Linked DNA regions of Mus musculus: region 1 is linked to region 2. Evidence: chromatin loops called from intact Hi-C (ENCODE). Cell type or tissue: gastrocnemius. All regions are shown on one strand. Each heading gives the region's core, and the rest is flanking DNA. Links, peaks and the distances in the headings are about the cores only. Region 1 overlaps Kcnc1 (potassium voltage gated channel, Shaw-related subfamily, member 1). Region 2 overlaps Sergef (secretion regulating guanine nucleotide exchange factor).

The links. A loop is a pair of places that touch in the nucleus more often than their neighbours do. Peaks named below come from ENCODE experiments on the same cell type or tissue, not always from the same donor. Only the 100,000 strongest peaks of a DNase experiment are listed, where the experiment ranks them.
Region 1: it touches region 2 in a loop (2.2-fold over the local background); 3 of 42 quality-filtered maps call a loop at or near these places.

What each region holds. Positions count from the first base shown.
Region 1 is chr7:46,432,431-46,440,757 of GRCm38, forward strand. It overlaps Kcnc1 (potassium voltage gated channel, Shaw-related subfamily, member 1), which reads left to right. Exons shown (of 4, transcript NM_001112739.2): 3 at 2,728-2,916; 4 at 4,842-6,274. The coding sequence ends at 4,906. Among named protein-coding and RNA genes, the nearest start is that of Kcnc1, 40 kb to the left of the region's middle. In gastrocnemius, for the core only: a CTCF peak has its summit at 3,606 (motif pointing left); a DNase peak (open chromatin) is centred at 1,544.
Region 2 is chr7:46,594,028-46,602,354 of GRCm38, forward strand. All of the region lies in intron 8 of Sergef (secretion regulating guanine nucleotide exchange factor), which reads right to left. Among named protein-coding and RNA genes, the nearest start is that of Sergef, 42 kb to the right of the region's middle. In gastrocnemius, for the core only: no CTCF peak of the experiment used is centred there; a DNase peak (open chromatin) is centred at 8,203.

The DNA of each region.
Region 1 (8,327 bases), core at 283-8,282, 160 kb before region 2:
TACCTCTGGTCTTTCTCACGGTTTGGACGGTTGGCCCTCTTTGGTTTTTCTCTCTCTGGCCATCCGCACTGGAGTTTGGAACAGGAAGGGAATGGCCTGGTTGCTGAGAGAATCATCGACTGCAGATGAAACATCAGCCACTTGGCCATAGACCCTTTCTCAAGGTTGAGGCAGAAAGAAAAAGCAGGTTCCAGGGATACCCTGGAAACTGCCCATCACCCTGTCCTCCTAGATCCCAGATGGCTGTCCCTTGTCCCTGGACCTCCCAAGAGGGACTGCCCCACTTTCAAACTCTTTCCAGTTTAAGGTGGGAGCCCCAGGGGCAGGGGTCGCGTAGACAGAGACTCGGAGCCAGAGGAGGGGGTGGTCTCAGGCTGTACTGTCTCTGTTGAGGCAGAGACAGGAAAGAGCAGTCACTATCTGATCCTTCTCTGGACAAGAAGAGCAGGCTATGGACATCTACACAAGAGCATCTTTGCCAGCTGGAGAAGATGCACTTGGAAGCCTCCATTCTTCCCCATGCAAGGCATGTGGACCCCAGCTTCCGGCCCCCCCTTCCCCACCATACCACTTTCTCATCTCCCCAGCATCCTCCTCCCAGCCTGCAGACCCTCCATGAGGGAGACAAGAGCCAAATGGAACGTAAGGGAGAATATGCAGGTCTGTGGGCACATAGGTGTCCCACAGACACACCCTATATGCTAGGCAGCCCCCAGCTTGTCACATGGTGCCAGAGTTTCCCTAATAGCTGGCCTTTCTGGTTCCGAGTCAATCAGGATCGAAGGCCCTGGGATCTTCAAGGAATGCACTGTACGTGAAATGCCTTGCCGTCTTGTACGACAGACTTTTTTAAGTTCCAAAATTATGATGGGAAATTTTTTTTTTGGATTTGCTTTATGAATAAACCTGATTGGTCCATTTCTCTTTTGACTGACTGCCTCTTTGTAGTGCCACGCTGTCCACGGGTGGTGGTCCCACTCACGTGCGTGCCATGTGTGCGCGCACAGGGAAGGATCACTCCTGTGTGTAGTTATATGATGTGAACAGGATCACGGGAGAGGGTCAAAGGGAGCTTTCTTTCTGAGAGCCTCCCCTAATGCATTCCCCAGGTTGGTTTCTTCCCTCACCAAAGGGCTCTCCCACGAGGCTTCTCCCATAGGTGCAGTGCTTGACTGGGCTTTACACTAGCAGTGTCCCCAAGAAGGACAGAGATGGGGGACAAAGCTCAGTCAGAGCCACCATTGCCAGGTGCTAAAGGCCTCTAAACCTTTGCTCTTGAGTTAGGAGGGCCAGGGTGCTTGGCTGTGGCCACATTTTGCCCCCTTCCACCATACATGTCGCCCTGAGACCTCCTTCCAGGCTCCTTCTTAAGCCACTGCAGAAGCTAAGCCCCAAAATCCCATCCACCCACCCGAGGCCACCAGCGTCTGTCGTCTCCCGCACATCCATTTGCTCTGCTTGGCCAGCCACACTGGTAGAAAGGACAGGAATGTGAGCCCCTCCCACATCCCTGTCCAATGATCACAGCCTCATGCATATGCATATATCGTTGTTGTGCGAGCTGACCAGGTCTCCTGGAGTGGTCTGTGGAGGGACTGCTTGATATGTGTGTGAGCAGCAGTGTAGGTCTGCATGGGGACAGAGCAGATGGGATGATGTCATAGGGTCTGTGGGGTGACACGGGAAGCTAATCTGCATGAATGATAGGATAGAGCAATCAGACGGCAGGGAAATATATGACCAGGCCTACTCTGTGCAGGGAACGTGAAATGAAAGGGACATGATTGGGTCTCTGTAGAGAGGGTATAGGTGTGGTCCTCTTGTGTGTGTATAGGACAGAGTTTCAGAGGGCTGTGAAATGAAGCCCAATCTCAGAGTACAGTCTCAGATCGGGTTCCTGTAAGGACAGAACAGAGGTGTGGCCAGTCTAGTCTTTCTGAAACTTAGCTTGGTAAAATAGGATTTGATGGGGGACAGTCTAGAATGCATGACCAGGCTGGTCTGTAGGAGGGATGGCAAATCTGAGGGACTAGACCATTTCCCTTTGGGGACAGGAGAGAAGGTGTGAGGAGCCTAGTCTGTCTGGGATAAAGTTAGAGAGGCGCCGGATTTGGTCCTTCTGAGGGCAGAGAAGCCAGAGGCATCTGAATGGTCAAGTTGGGTCCTACATGGAGTGGTGGGAGGAGCAAGCTGAGTGGTCAGACTTGGGGGATGGATAGACCAGGAACCAAAGGATAAACTCAGAAGCCGCATGGCCGGAGTGGAGGGGACCAGGTGGGGTCTAGCTGGGCCTGGGCCTGGATGTTGCTGGGAAGCATCCTGGTGCTGGTTAGAAGCAGAGGGGTCTGAAAGGCTGCCTTTCTGAGTGTCTGTCTGTCTGTCTTCTCCCTGAGCTGTGTGTCTGACCCCCCTCCCCATGAATACATCATATCATTCTGTCTCATCAACGCTGCCTTGGGCCCTGTGCCTGACCCCAGCACCACACGCCAGGCCCATCACCAATTCATCTTTTTGCAAACTTTGAGCAAACCTAGGAGTCTCTTCTCTCTCTCTCCCTCCTGCATCGTCAGCAGCCCACCCCAGCCTTGCACCCCCCTTCCATGGAGCACCCACTTTTCTATCCTCAGGAACAAGAAGTCCTTTGTCGACTGCCCCACCTTCGGCCTGTCACCCCCTCTCACTAAACAGTTTTCGGTGTCTCAATAGCTTCTGCTTATATGTTTGAAGATTCCAAACTGAATGGGGAGGTGGCGAAGGCCGCGCTGGCGAACGAAGACTGCCCCCACATAGACCAGGCCCTCACTCCCGATGAGGGCCTGCCCTTTACCCGCTCGGGCACCCGCGAGAGATACGGACCCTGCTTCCTCTTATCAACCGGGGAGTACGCGTGCCCACCTGGTGGAGGAATGAGAAAGGGTATGTAGAGGAACTTGGAGCTCTCTGCATTGGCCGGGCCCGCCTTGCGCTCCTGCAGATGGGTGGGCAGGGCGGCGGGCAAGGGGTGCTGAGGGGTAGGTAGGCACATTGAGGGGGTAATGGGGGATTCCCCTGGAGATTCGCCTCTAGAAGTCAGAGTTCTTTCTCCAAGGGGGATGGAAGCAAGCTGGCAGAGAGAAGCCAAGGCCCAGGCAGCTGTAGGTTGGTATTCAGCTCAATGGTAGAAAGGGGCTTGTCCAGGGTTGATGGCCACGGTCTGTAATCCCAAGCCAAGGGGTACTCAAGGAGGCAGGGTGGAGTCTCAGCTCCTTCAGATTTCTCCAGTGGGGCAGACCATGTCCAAAAGGTAAAGTGTTCTCTCCTAGCCTCTAGTTGTGGAGGATTACTGGCTTGGCCACCATCCTGTGAAGTTTAGTCTAAGGTTCGGCTATGGAAGAAGTATCCTTTAAAGAAAAACTGCAGGCCAGTGGAAAGGGAGGCTTCACAGAACGGTGGCTTTAGAGCTGGGAGACAAGGCCACTATCCTTGAAGAGGTAAAGCGGTGTGCCAGTCAGAATCCTGGGAGTGGCAGACAGAGAACTTGGCCAAGACGAGGTGTGCCAACAGGACTTGTATAGCTCATTCCATGGACAAAGCACATTATTACTGCCCCAGAGGTAGTCAGTGCCTCCTTGTGGCCAGTGAAGGCTGTGACTAGCGGTGTTCTTGCAGTCAGGATCTGGAGAGGTCTAGCATGGGCTGCCTGGGGAAGCGTTCAGAACCTTCCACATAGGGCTGCAGGCACTGGCCTGGGCCTTCCTCAGAGCAGCAGACTAGCTGGGAGGTTCATGCATGTTCCTGTGCACCTCACACAGACACATGACAGGGAGAAGGGTGGGCCAGAGGGGAGTCACACTATTGAGAGTCCCAGCTGGCCTTTGTCAACTACCCTAGTGTCAGGAATGGTTAAATCAGACCCAAGGGAAACATTAGACTTCAAGAATCCAAGGCAGGTCTAGAAGAGGGGAGGTAGCCTCCACTAAGACGAGGGACAGTCTTTTGGGTTGCGCGCGACTGCTTAGTTATGCCGATCTGATTCAGGCTGGTCTCTGCTTGTTTGCCCTGCCTGAGGTCCCCTGGACCTCAGTGCGGTGTGCCGCTCCTGCATGGTGCTGCATGGCAGAGGGCTACCAGCCTTGCGGGGAGCCCCATCCGTGGCGTGGATGGGGCTGCTGCTCTCTTTGCAACTGGCTTATTCCCTGGTAAAGCCTGTAGAATGCCCAGGAGCAGGGGTCCACCCTGAAGAATAGGGGGAAGCGATCTTCATGGCTGCGCCCTGCCCAGCAAGGCCCCATAGGCTGCCTGACCCCCTTGTCTTGAATCCTGGATCAGTCGGTGTGGCCTAAGAGGGCAGAGTATGTGTGCTCTACTATGCTTCCAGAAGTCGAGGGATGTGGGACAGAAGCACCCCATTTCCTAGTAGTTCTAGGGAGTACAAGCCCCATCCATAGGTGACCCCTAGTCTCAGAACCCACCCGGGTTTGGGTGCTGGACTCTTTGGGAGGCACCAAGGGTGAAGGCCCCATCCGTGTCCATCCAGCCCGGCTCTCACGGCTCCTGATAGCAACAAGAACTTGCTTTGCTCTGGCTGATTCGGAGCCCTTTAGGTCTGCAGGTGCAGAGCAGAAGTAGGGACTTCACCTGTCCCCCCCAAGAGGGAAGAGAAAGAGGCTGCTAGGCTGGTCCGCTGCATGGGAAACAAGCCAGCTGGAGAAGAACCTGCCTGCCTCTGCATGCGGCTGTTCAGCCTTTCCTCTTCCTTCCTTAACAACTAAGTGCGGAGCGAGCGAGAGCGAGCGAGCGAGCGAGCGGGAGGGGACGGCGAGAAGAGGAGCTCAAGTGTTAATTGTATTCTCTACATACAGATCTTTGCAAAGAAAGCCCTGTCATTGCTAAGTATATGCCGACAGAGGCTGTGAGAGTGACTTGACCAGGCGGCTTGGCCGAGGACACTGGTGGCTATTAAGCATCTGGGTGGACCTGCAGCCCCTCCTCACCCTCGGACAGAGTAAATTCACGCCATGCAGGTTTGCCGGACGAGTCCGAGTGGCCCAGGCATTGTACTAAGACGGACGTAGCTTTTTCTACGGCCCATGGTAACTGACCGTAGAGGATTCGCCCTTCTTTCTTTTCATTTTTTTCTTTTTTTAGAAGTTACCTTTTATTTGGGGAGGGGGGGTCAAGGGGAGCCTTAGCATGACTTGCATGAAGTTAAACAGAAAAACGCAGCTAAACCAAGCCCACCAGCCCCTGCTGTGACTGTATGACCACCCTAACCATCACCAACAATGGAGAGAAAAGCAAGAGTCCCTTATTTTCTTTCAGCACTCTTTGACACATGGTGTCTGGAGTCAAACTGTACCGGTGCTCGGTAGAAACCTGTACATTTCTGGGAGTGGGGGTGGGGCGGGGGGGGGGGTCAGGGAACAAGGATGGGGCTGTAGAGCGGATTGCTTTTTGTACACAAGACCTAGAGGAAAGGTTCCAAAACGGCAGTCAGTCATCGGTCACATTGACCTCACCTTCATTGCCCACCACTCACGTGGAAAACCAAGAACTCTGCTCTGAATAGGATTGTGGAAATTCACACTGCCACCCTCTTCCACCTCTGTCTGGCATGCTTGTGACCCAACGGGCCTCTCCCCAAGACCCGGACAGCGGCTAGTTTAGGTTGATTCTCTCATCTTGGTGTGTAGCTCCAATGTGACCAAGTTTCATAACAAATTGTTCATAGTTACACCATATGGATTTTCCAGTGTCATTCTAAAGCCAGGATGTAGAGTCCCTGCAGTCCAGGGCCACCAGAGGGGTGGCCTCCCCTCCACCTTCATCAAGGCGAGAACTGGCACTGTATGCAATTTAGTACTTCAGAGTAAAAAAATAAATAAAGAAAATAAAATAAAGAAAAAAAACTGCATGCCCAATGTTATGCAAAGAGATTCGAGCATGAAATAAATTTTGTAACATGGTTTCTGTCTAGTCGAAAGCAGATTTGTTTTTCTGAAGCGATTGGAGGTTTGCAGAGACCCGCTTCTGCATCTCGAATAAATATAGTATTTTCCCAACAGAAACAGAGGACAGTAGCTTGGCTTTGGTCTGATTCTAAAATTAGTGTGTGTGTGTGTGTGTGTGTGTGTGTGTGTGTGTGTGTGTGTAAAGATGATATTTTTGAAAAACACATGCTTGAGTTGAAAAAAATAGCAACATCTCGAGCTCTCAGTGCGACATTTCCTGGAAAGACAGCAACCTCCCCTTCCCAGGCCCTGGCCCTGGAAATAAAGAGCTGACTTTTGATCTGAAGGAGTGCTTTGACTTTTTATTGCCTCCAGGCTGTTTCTCCATTCTGTTCTGCTAAGTGGGTGTGGCTACTACGGTAGTCCTCTGAGCTGCGGTGCTGCTGGGCTCTGTGGATGCTGCCCCTTGCAGGTTAGGGCTACAGATCCCGTCGGGTCAAGGGAAGGAAGCATCTCTTCAGAGGTGGATGAAGCCCTGACACAACGTCTGGCACATGCTCTGTGGGGCTCATCTGCTATGGTTGTGTGACTCATCTTGGTGGTTCTCTGCAGGAAGCCATGTCAGAGCATCTCATTGCCCTGTACAGCCACGGGCACTTCCCTGCTGGGACTATTGCTGGGTCTGACGGTCAGGTCTGGGTGCCCTGGCCAGCTCCCAGGCCTTGTCTAGAGACAACCTCATTGACTACTCCTCTCAGCCTGACACACCTGGGAAAGGGTGGAGTCGGTTCTGGGAATCTTCATTTTCAGGTTTGGGTGAGGGGTAGAATGGAGGCTCTGGCCCTTCCGAATCCATTAGTGATTTCAGAATGTTCGGTGGAAAGAGTCCCCAAAGGCTACACCGCCAACCTCTGAGCATTTTAAGATGAGGTCAGAGCAGGCAGCATGCTGCTCTAGGCCACCAGCACAAAGGTGTCAGCTCTCTCTATGGCTTCAGTCTCCCTGTCACCTCCCTGAAGTCTGTGATCCTATGGGTGGGTGGGGCATTGAAGGTGGGTAGCAGAGATTGATCTATTTCATCTCTCACCTCCCTGACAACTTGCCTCCACTTCCTGGTACCCAGGCTTCACCTAACTGAGGGTGGTTAACCACTATCCTCTTCTGAGTTCAGGATACAGAAGGGAAACAGCCCGGGCTGTTCTCTGAGGTCGGTGTTGACAGAAGCCAAGAATCTCCTAGGAAGATGAGCGTTTACTGAATAACACAAAGCCATCTGGAAGATAGGTTTGTAGAAGCACCACAGCTAGAGAGGGGGAACTAACCTACATCGGGGATTTACTGTGTAGGGTGCATCTTACACACATTGCCCAATGCCAGCTTGGGACAGTCTAATCACCCCGTATTACAGCCAAGACAATGAAGTGCAAAGGGGCAACTAGCCCAAAGCCGCACAGCCTGGTGAAACGTTAACTCAAGATCGTAAGCTCCAGAGTTCGCATTGGGCTGTTTTTTAGCTAATGAATTTCTGGGGCTGGTCCTTGATTGGGGAAATATTAAAGTCCTGGATTCTGAATCCGGGGCTCTTAGGATTTTGCCTCCTGCTGTTTTCATGGTGTCTAGGGCCGTGACAGAAGGGTCACTTTCTGTTCTGTTCCAGATCTCTCCTGATTCACAGCTGGACACACCCACCCACTCTTGCTGCCCTGTGGGTGAAGCTTGCACCCCCTCGGCTACTTTTCCAAAAGGCCACCAGCCTCTCCGCCTGCCCTCTACTCTGCCCCACCTCTGGACTCCAATCAGGAGGCAGCTCTGAGGTTGTACTTAGCACCCACTTCTAACTCGTCCCGACTATCTCCCATGGCTAACTGCAAATGACCACCAAGTCACCTCACCCAGAGTAGATGATGTCTGGGCATGGTGAAAGGACTTATTACGGGCCTGGATTCACTCGCTAGGCACCAGGCTACCCGGCTTAGTCAGAGTTTCTACTGCTGCAAAAACACCATGATCAAAAGCAAGTTGGGGAGGAAAGGGTTTATTCAGCTTACACTTCCATATCATTGAAGGAAGACAGGAGAGAGCAGGAACTTGGAGGCAGGAGTTGATGCAGAGGCCATGGAAGGGTGCTGCTTACTGGCTTGCCCCACTTGGCTTGCTCAGCCTGCTTTCTTATAGAACCCAGGGCTACCATCCCAGGGATAGCACCACCCACCGTGGGCTGGGTCTTTCTCATCAATCACTGATTAAGAAATATGCCCTACAGGCTTGCCTGCAGTCCAGTCTATGGAGGCATTTTTCTCAATTGAGGGTCCCTTCTCTCAGCTGACTTTAGCTTGTGTCAAGTTGACATAAAACTAGTCAGCACACCAACCAAGGTTATGCTCGATGACTTCATAA
Region 2 (8,327 bases), core at 221-8,220:
CAGCAGGTGATAGGACCAAGGTTTAAACCCATGGGGCTGGAAAAGACAGCTCAGTGGTTACAAGTACTTGGTTCCACATCAGGCTAGCATTCACAACCACCTGTAAATCCAGATCCAAAGGCTCTAATGCTCTCTTCTGACCTCCAGAGGAACTTGCACCATATAACACATGCACGCGCGCGCGCGCACACACACACACACACACACACACACACACCACTCTAAAGTCTTTTTAAAAAGATGTCTGTCTTCTGCCCCTGAGTCTAATGGTCTCTACAACGATGGCCCCACATGTGAGGAAGCAGTGCCCTGCTCTGTATGCCTCACAGTGACTCCCCAGCAGGACCCAGCAGAAGGCCACACAGAGCTCAGGACTCTAGCTGCATTCAGCACATAGACCATGACTTTATGTCACCTGGAGTGAATGAAAATAACCCATGTTCAAAAAAAAAATTCATTAATGCACAGCAGATAGACATGTCCCCTAAGCTGTCAAGCACAAGAAGATTCAGATCACAGAGCTAGGAAATGAACCTTTTCCGTGGAGTAAAGAATTGCACATTACTGTGATTAAAAAATAGACATATTAATGTCATCTAAAAAGTATAGGTATGTGTCTACAGATAAATGATAAATGAGTGAGAAATGCCAAAACAGCTCAAAATGAAGTCAGCAAGTGAGACCTAGTTTAAAAATATGGCCATGTAAGAATCCACATGGAAGAGATACAGAACCACAGCACTGAGTGAAGTCTTGGCACATAAGAAAGAGCAGAGGCAGGGCGGGCACTAAGTACCACAGAGAGCATCCAGGGAGGGTGCCATTCAAGCTGGAACTGGGAATGCCTCTGGTGAGGGGACAAATGCCATCTAAGGTGCACTTGTGGGTAAGAAACAAGCTAGGGAATGAGGAGGATGTGACAGGAGCAAGAAAGAGAGAGACCCACAGGCTCCACCTGGAGCAGGACTATGAAGGAGGGTCCCAGGGGGCAGTCTGGGCTTCAGGACAGCCAGGCTCACCTGGCACAGGAAAAGGCCAGGTGAAGGGCCTGGCTCTCACCTGGTTCCTAAATTCAGTTGCTTTCTGTGATAAGGTTTTCGAGCTAATACATGTACTTTCAGTTACATTATTAAAATATACACTGTTCTCTACATTTATAAATTCTGGCTATGTGTCCTTATTTTAAAATATACAAGATAAGCCCAGGACAGTGGCTGATAGCTGTAATTGCAGCCAGGAGGATTGGTTTAAAGTCCAGGCAAGCTTTGGTGGGCAACCTAAGGAGTTCTAGTGTGAGACCCTGTATAGAATGCATACATATACATATATACATGTGCGTGTATAGAGAGATAAAAACTAGAAAATGTAAAAGAATGTAAGGAAAGTAGAAAGAGGTGGTAAGACTCACATCGCACCCTGACCCTCAGGTTTACTGTAAAGGCCACTGCAACTTGACCTGGGCAGACTACAGGACTTAAGCGGGTATGGGGCCTCCTGAAAAGAATCCCTGGGGTGGCAACCCCCTGGCAAAGGACTGCCTGTGTCCTGAAGTGTCACTTCACAGCACCTACAGCACGCTGGGCACTGTGCTAAGCACTTCGCCTCTGCACGATGACTGCAGTGTTTGGCCCTCCACCCAGTCCTGAGAGGGAGGGAGAGAGGTACTGATGGGACCTGGTACTGGGCCCAACCCTCAGATGTGTTAGTGAGAAGAAAGAAACTACCCTAGAAACAGATAAGCCAGGGCCTCATTGGGGTTGTAGTCATAGGAAGAAAAATAAGGAAAGAGAGAAAAATTGTCAGGGCTTGATCCTACATTAGATGTGAAGGAGAAAGAGAAACCACCACACTGAGATTTCATACCTAGGTGGGCGGGGGCATTAAAAATAGAAGAAGTGCAAAGATGGGAGAACAGGAGTCTCGGCTATAAAGGTCATGATGGATGATATTGTTATTGGTTAATTGTCCCAGGACCTTTTGCAAACATTTTGCCAAACGGTAAATAGCCTGAAGAGGGAGAAAGATAACCAGGTACAAAGCTGGAGGGTAGGGGGCCAGATGGGGTGGTATATGCCTTTTAATCTCAGCACTTGGAGGGCAGAAGCAGGCAGATCTATGACTCTGAGGCCAGTGTGGTCTACATAGTGAGTTCTAGGCCAGCCATGGCTACCCATTGTGATCCAGTCTTAAAACAAAGACAAAAAGGGATGGGAAGCCCTGTGCAGACAGGTGGGGGTGGTAAAGCTCTGTTGGCACCACCCCACCCTGCCCCATCCCCCACCACCCCAGCACTGTCTGGACACTGTTCAATGTCTGTAGCTGCTTCCAGAAGCACTGCAATACAACCGAGCTCCTCAGAAAGAGGCACTGCTTCCAGAGAAGTGGGTCCTGGAGTGACAGAGAGAGATGGGTGAGAGTAGCAGTCACATTTTCCTTACAGAATCTATCTTAAAAGGGAACGGACCATCATTGATAATAAGAACTCCACATTAGCCAACGGAAACCCACGGCTCAGGCAAAGACCAGGCCTCCCAACCTCTCTCTTCAGCCCTCTCAACTCAAATACCCAGGAAGCCATGAGCCCTTCTAGAATGAGCCCACAAAAAAAGTCACTGCCTCTCTGTGATGCTCTGAGTGTAATCAGCTGTTTTCTAGTGACTTTGAGTGAGTTCAGGCTGAGCCCTTGGAAGGTAAGGGTGGCCTTCTGCTCTTCTGTAAGCAGGACTTTTCCCTGGGCTACATCAAATGGAGATGATGACAAGCTGAACATTTGCCCACCTTTTCTGTGTCATGTGACTAGCTGCTTCAAGTGCCTGTTGCCTTGACTTCCCCATGATGGTCTGTAACTTGAACTGTGAGCTAAAACAAACCCTTTCTCCCCTGAGTAGCTTTTGTAATGATATTTTATCAAAGCAAAAAAAAAAAAAAAAAAAAAAAAAAAAAAAAAAAAAAACGGTAAGACATCACCTAAGACTCATCTAGCATCATCCCCTGGGTTAGGCAAAGGGGAGCGAGCAAGCAAGCTAAGCAGCTTCCATCCCATGCGCCCTGATGTTTTCATAGGCCTCCATCCTCTGTGCCATCCTCTCCCCCAAGGTCTAGCTAAACTGCATTCACCTAGTCAACTCCTGTTTCCCTTCATGCCTTAACCCAGACCAGATGTGTCTGGGCAGCAACCTAGAGAAACTCCTCAGAGCATTGAGAGCATTTATGTCAGCAGAGAAGTGCATGTGCCTTAGAGGAGCTGCTAGGTTAATGTCTGTCTCCTCCAGAAAGCCAAACATAATAGGAATGGGCTACAAGGTTGGGATTCAAGAAATACTTGTTTCCTAAGGGAATCTATCCATCTCTCCATTCATCTCTCCTTCACCCCACAGGGCTTTGTCAACCACTGGTCCAACAATCTGTGTGCCTAACTTATTATCCCATCTGCAGAATGGTAAAGACAGCATCACCCCCACCCTGGCAGCCCATGGTGGTCGTGGTGGTTTGGATGAGAATGCCCCCCTCATATACTTAAATTTCATAGTCACCAGGGAGTGGAACTTTATGAAAGAATTAGAAGGATTAAGAGGTGTGGCCTTTTTGGAGGAAGTGTGTTACTTGGGGTAGCAATGGACAGTGGGGGGAGGGTACAGCTTTGAGGTTTCAAAAGACCATGCCAAGCCTAGAGTCAGTCTGTCTGTCTGTCTGACTGTGTGTCTGTCTGTCTCTCTGTCTCTGTGTGTGTGTCTCTCTGTCTCTCTTGTGTGTCTCTCTGTCTCTTTCTCTCTCTCTCTCTCTCTCTCTCTCTCTCTCTCTCTCTCTCTTTCTCTCTCTGCCTGTAGCTCTCAATGACTGCTCCAGCACTTGCCTGCCACCATGCTCCCCGCTGTAATGATAATGGACTAAACCTCCAAAACTGTAAACAAGCCCCCCCCCAGTTAAATGCTTTCTCTTATCACAAGTGCCCTGGCCATGGTGTCTCTCCACAGCAATAGAACAACAAATGAATCACAACAATGACGAAGGCAGTGGTAATACGGCAATGTGAGCCACTGTCACTATTATCCTCCCAAACTGAGTGACATAGCCTGATCGAGGGTGCCCATGGTTATACCCACAGCTGCCAGCAACTCATCAAAACTTCTCAGCCCGCCCCACCCCTCAAGCACGGTTTCAGAGTCAAAGCCACTAACATCATGAAGAGGAACACACGAGGCTCCATCATAAGATTTCAGATCTCTCTCTCTCTCTCTCTCTCTCTCTCTCTCTCTCTCTCTCTCCTTCCTTCCTTCCTTCCTTCCTTCCTTCCTTCCTTCCTTCCTTCTCTCCTCCTCCTCCTTTGAGATTCTACATAGTGAGCGGTACATAAGAAGCCAATGGTACCCATCAACTAAAGCTGGGAAAACAGAGGCTGAAGGAGGCTGATGGGGAGGAGCTGTAAAGCGAGGTGAGCTGGAGCAAAGAGAGGAGAGAAAGGAGGGGAAGGAGTGGAGGAGGGCAAAGGAGAGAGGGAGGAGGAAGGGGAGGGAATAGAAGGGGGGGAAGGAGTGGAGGAGGGCAAAGGAGAGAGGGAGGAGGAAGGGGAGGGAATAGAAGGGAGGGGAAGGAGAGGAGCAGAGGGGAGGAAGCTTTGGTCTATGACACGTGAGACCTGCATCCTGACCCTGGGCTGCCTGCCCTCCAAAAGGCCCGTTCTCTTCTAAAGCCTGGCTTTACCACCCATAAAATGAGAGGGCTCAAACAGACGTCTCAGACACATGCAGGTATAAAACTTATAAAACTTCAATAATGGTGGCTTAAAAATTCCCAAGGTCAAATGAGTCGCATGCCATTTACCTTTACTGACACCTTGAGATTCTTCAGGCTGATCAATCAGTGTCATAAAATGAGACATTCTCTCTAATCTCAAAGGCCAACTTTATAATTTATAATCCAAATAAAAATTGAGAGTTAATGATAAATCCTAATTTTAGCAAAATTTCCCACGTTCCCAAAGTCACATTAGGAACAATTATCACATAAGAAGGGTTAATATAAGAAGACAACTTTCATTTGTGGTCTTCTCAACTACAAAGGAAAGGGAACCCTACGAAGAGCAGCTGGGAAGAATTTAGTTATCCCGAATAGACTGACTCTCGGTCTGGGGACCCAGCTGTTGGCAGAGTATTTGCCTAGCATGCATGCAGCCCTGGGTTTGATACCTTCAACACATAAAAACAGGGCATGCCTGTAACCCCAATATAAAATACCAGCACAAGAGAGCTGAAGGCAAAACGGGCAGTCTTCAAAGCCATTCTAGGCTACACAGCAGCCTAGGATAGCTGGGGCACTGACACTGGGGCTCTGTGTTGGTGACACTGATCCGTGTGACTCCCACTTTACAGACAAACAAGTCACATGGGTTAAATGACCTACTCGAAATCACACAGCTAACAAGTGGGACAGCATCAGTAATATCAAAGCAAAAATTCTGAAGGCACTCACTCCTGGCCATACAGACTGCCACACGTAATCCACAGAAGCACCCAGTGAGTAGACTGACCCTCAAATTTGAGATAAGAAGATAAAAAAAAAAAACCCAGGGAGAGGTTTGATCCTAGACTCCGAGCCAGCACCTGTCTTAGCAACAAGAGGATGGGTCTCAGTCACCTGGCAGCAAAGGCAGCTTTCTTAGTCACTGTCCTCAGAGGACATGCAGGCCGGTCTGACCCCAGATTCACTGTTCGTTTAGGCATACGGCCTCTTCCTCGGGTTATTTAGGGTCCCCAAGGCACTTACCTGGGCTAGAGGCACAGAGAACACCAGGCTATGGAGTAATCTTCATTCTTAGCCCACATGATAGAGCTCAGAGTCCCACAACACACAGGCACTACAGAACGCTAATTTCGTTTTCACCACTGGCTTTAGTAGCAGGCGTGATGGACCAGACTGCGCTGCAGGCCCAACTGCAACACATACGGTCCCAAACGAAAACAAGAGAGAGCAAACCTTCAAACCCGTGGAAGGCCATGGAGTAAACCCTAGTCCTAACTCATTTAGTGGTCTGGTTTGAATGTGCAGTGTCCCCAAGACTCATGTATTCAAACACTTAGTCTTTGGGTGTCTTGGGAGACTGTGGACTGAGCTGAAGGACCCAGGTCACTGTGCCGTCGGCTTTGGGGGCTTTGAGGGTATAGCACTGCCCGAAGGTATAACTCTTGGGCAGATCTCTCTGCTTCCCGGTCCACAGAGATGTAACTGCGCTGAAAGCTTCCCACAGTACAGACCCAGCCACTATGTTGTCCCCCACTATGACGGGCTGTGGCCCCCGAACACTGACACAGAATAAACACTTACTCTGTCCCAAGTGCTGCTCTGAACACATGAAGCTCCCATTCCAAAGGGAGAGAGACCGTTAAGCCCACAAAACATACATATGGGGAATTGTTTAATGAACCTCTCAGACATAAAGTGGGAACAGAGAACGGGCAGCATGAGAAAACCCAGGCCAGCCCCAACTTCTAGCCACATGCATGAGCTTCTCTACGGCACACCCCATTTTCTGCCCTCCCTCCCTCCCTCCCTCCCCCGCCATTCTTCCTCCTCAGTTCTTTAAAACCTGCTTGCCTGGCTGACATAAAAACCGTGAATGTTTGTAGGTATCACATGAGATCTGATACATGTATACGTTCTACGGTGTTCAAATGCCACCTCTCTTTAAGGAAGAACCCTAAACTTGAAAGCCTTGGCCAACCCACACAGAAGCACTGGTTTACCCCTCAGGCCCATGATAAAAGGCAGCAATAAACACTAACGCACTTAGCAAAGTCCAAACACAGTACATGTGTTAGAGACATTGTGATTATTATTCTCTGAAGCCAAAAGGCCACGAGCCCTGCTCCGAAGAACTCAGGTCATCAGGCTTAATGATGTCTTTTCTGGGTCCTTGGGCTTGCCGACCCTTGGGGTTCAAGGGTAGAGGGTCCAACAGTCCATGAGCCTGGTGGTCACACCTGGAAGCCACTTAGCACCCTAAGAAATTGCCCTGATTGAGGCCAGTGCCTCTGCTGATGTTTCCCAACTCATTCCACATTCAAACACCACAGCTTCTTCCAACACTTTTAGATTCTTATTAATAACACTTTAAAATGTAGATTGCTGCCTAATCTTAGCTGTGTAATTAAAAAAAAAAAAATCTTGCTTCTCTCCCTCCCAACATGAAAGGAAACTATACCCTCAGGGCTTCTGCAGCTAAGAATCACACCCTCAACAAAGCTGGTAAGAGGCTCGGGCTGGGGGAGGGGCGCATGCAGTGTGATCAGGCAAGAAAGGAGGCTCAGCACTGGACTTTAGAGAAAATGAAACTGGGGCTAAGAAAGCGGGGGATCCACCAAGGACACAGGCTGCTCTGGCAGAGCCAGAACCAGGACTCTAGTCTATTACTTCCCAGTGGACTCCCCACTCACGAGGAAGACAGACCGGAAGAAGGCTTTGGAGAACAGGAAGGGAGTCCACGTTTACTGATTCCACACTGAGAACAGAGCCCTGCTCATCTGGAGAAAGAGCAATGAACTTGTGAGTCTCGGGGGCTCCTGGGTGCAATGCCCAAAGCTCTTTACCCTTAGGCCAGCCTCACAAATAATCATCAACCAAAAAACAGGACCTCAAAGCCCTTCCTACCCAATCATGCCAGAAAGGAAAGACACTAGTGTTCCCAAGGTCAAACAGGGCAAATCTAAGAGAAGGACCCGAACTCCCTGAGTCTTCAGAGAACTACAGCTGGGTCTCTCCACAATCCCACGACCTCCCTTGGCACATTCCCCAGGAGATTCCTGGGTTCCTCGGCAGGGGAAGCAGGGCGATGAGATCCACGCTTACCCCTTACTGCCCACCTCCTAGAAATGACTACTTGGGGGCTTCATAGACTGCGCAATGGAAAGATACACACTCTCCCCTTAGTCCTTTCCAAGATCTCCTCTTCATACCTAGGCATGTTCCCAGCCCTGGGTATCACCATCAGTTTTTGTTCATTAGAAATACTTTATCAGCAGTTTCCATCTCTGAAGTTTAAAAAAAAAAGTGAGAGAAAAGAAAAGAAAAAAGGCCAAGAACTGTGCCCAGCTGCCAGGGAGGCCATTGTCTCTGCTAATGACAGGGACACACGGTGCCACAGCTGAAGGCTGGAGCCGGGAGGGAGACAGCAGCCTGGGAGCAGCCCCCAGGCATGCCTGGGCATGCAGAAAGGAGCTGGTGGTCTGCCAGCAAAAGTTTCAGCAGCTGGTGGCGGACACACATCTCCCCATACAGACCAGCCTGAGGACAAAGGACAAAGCGGGCTAGAGGCAGTGAGCATTGTACAGCAT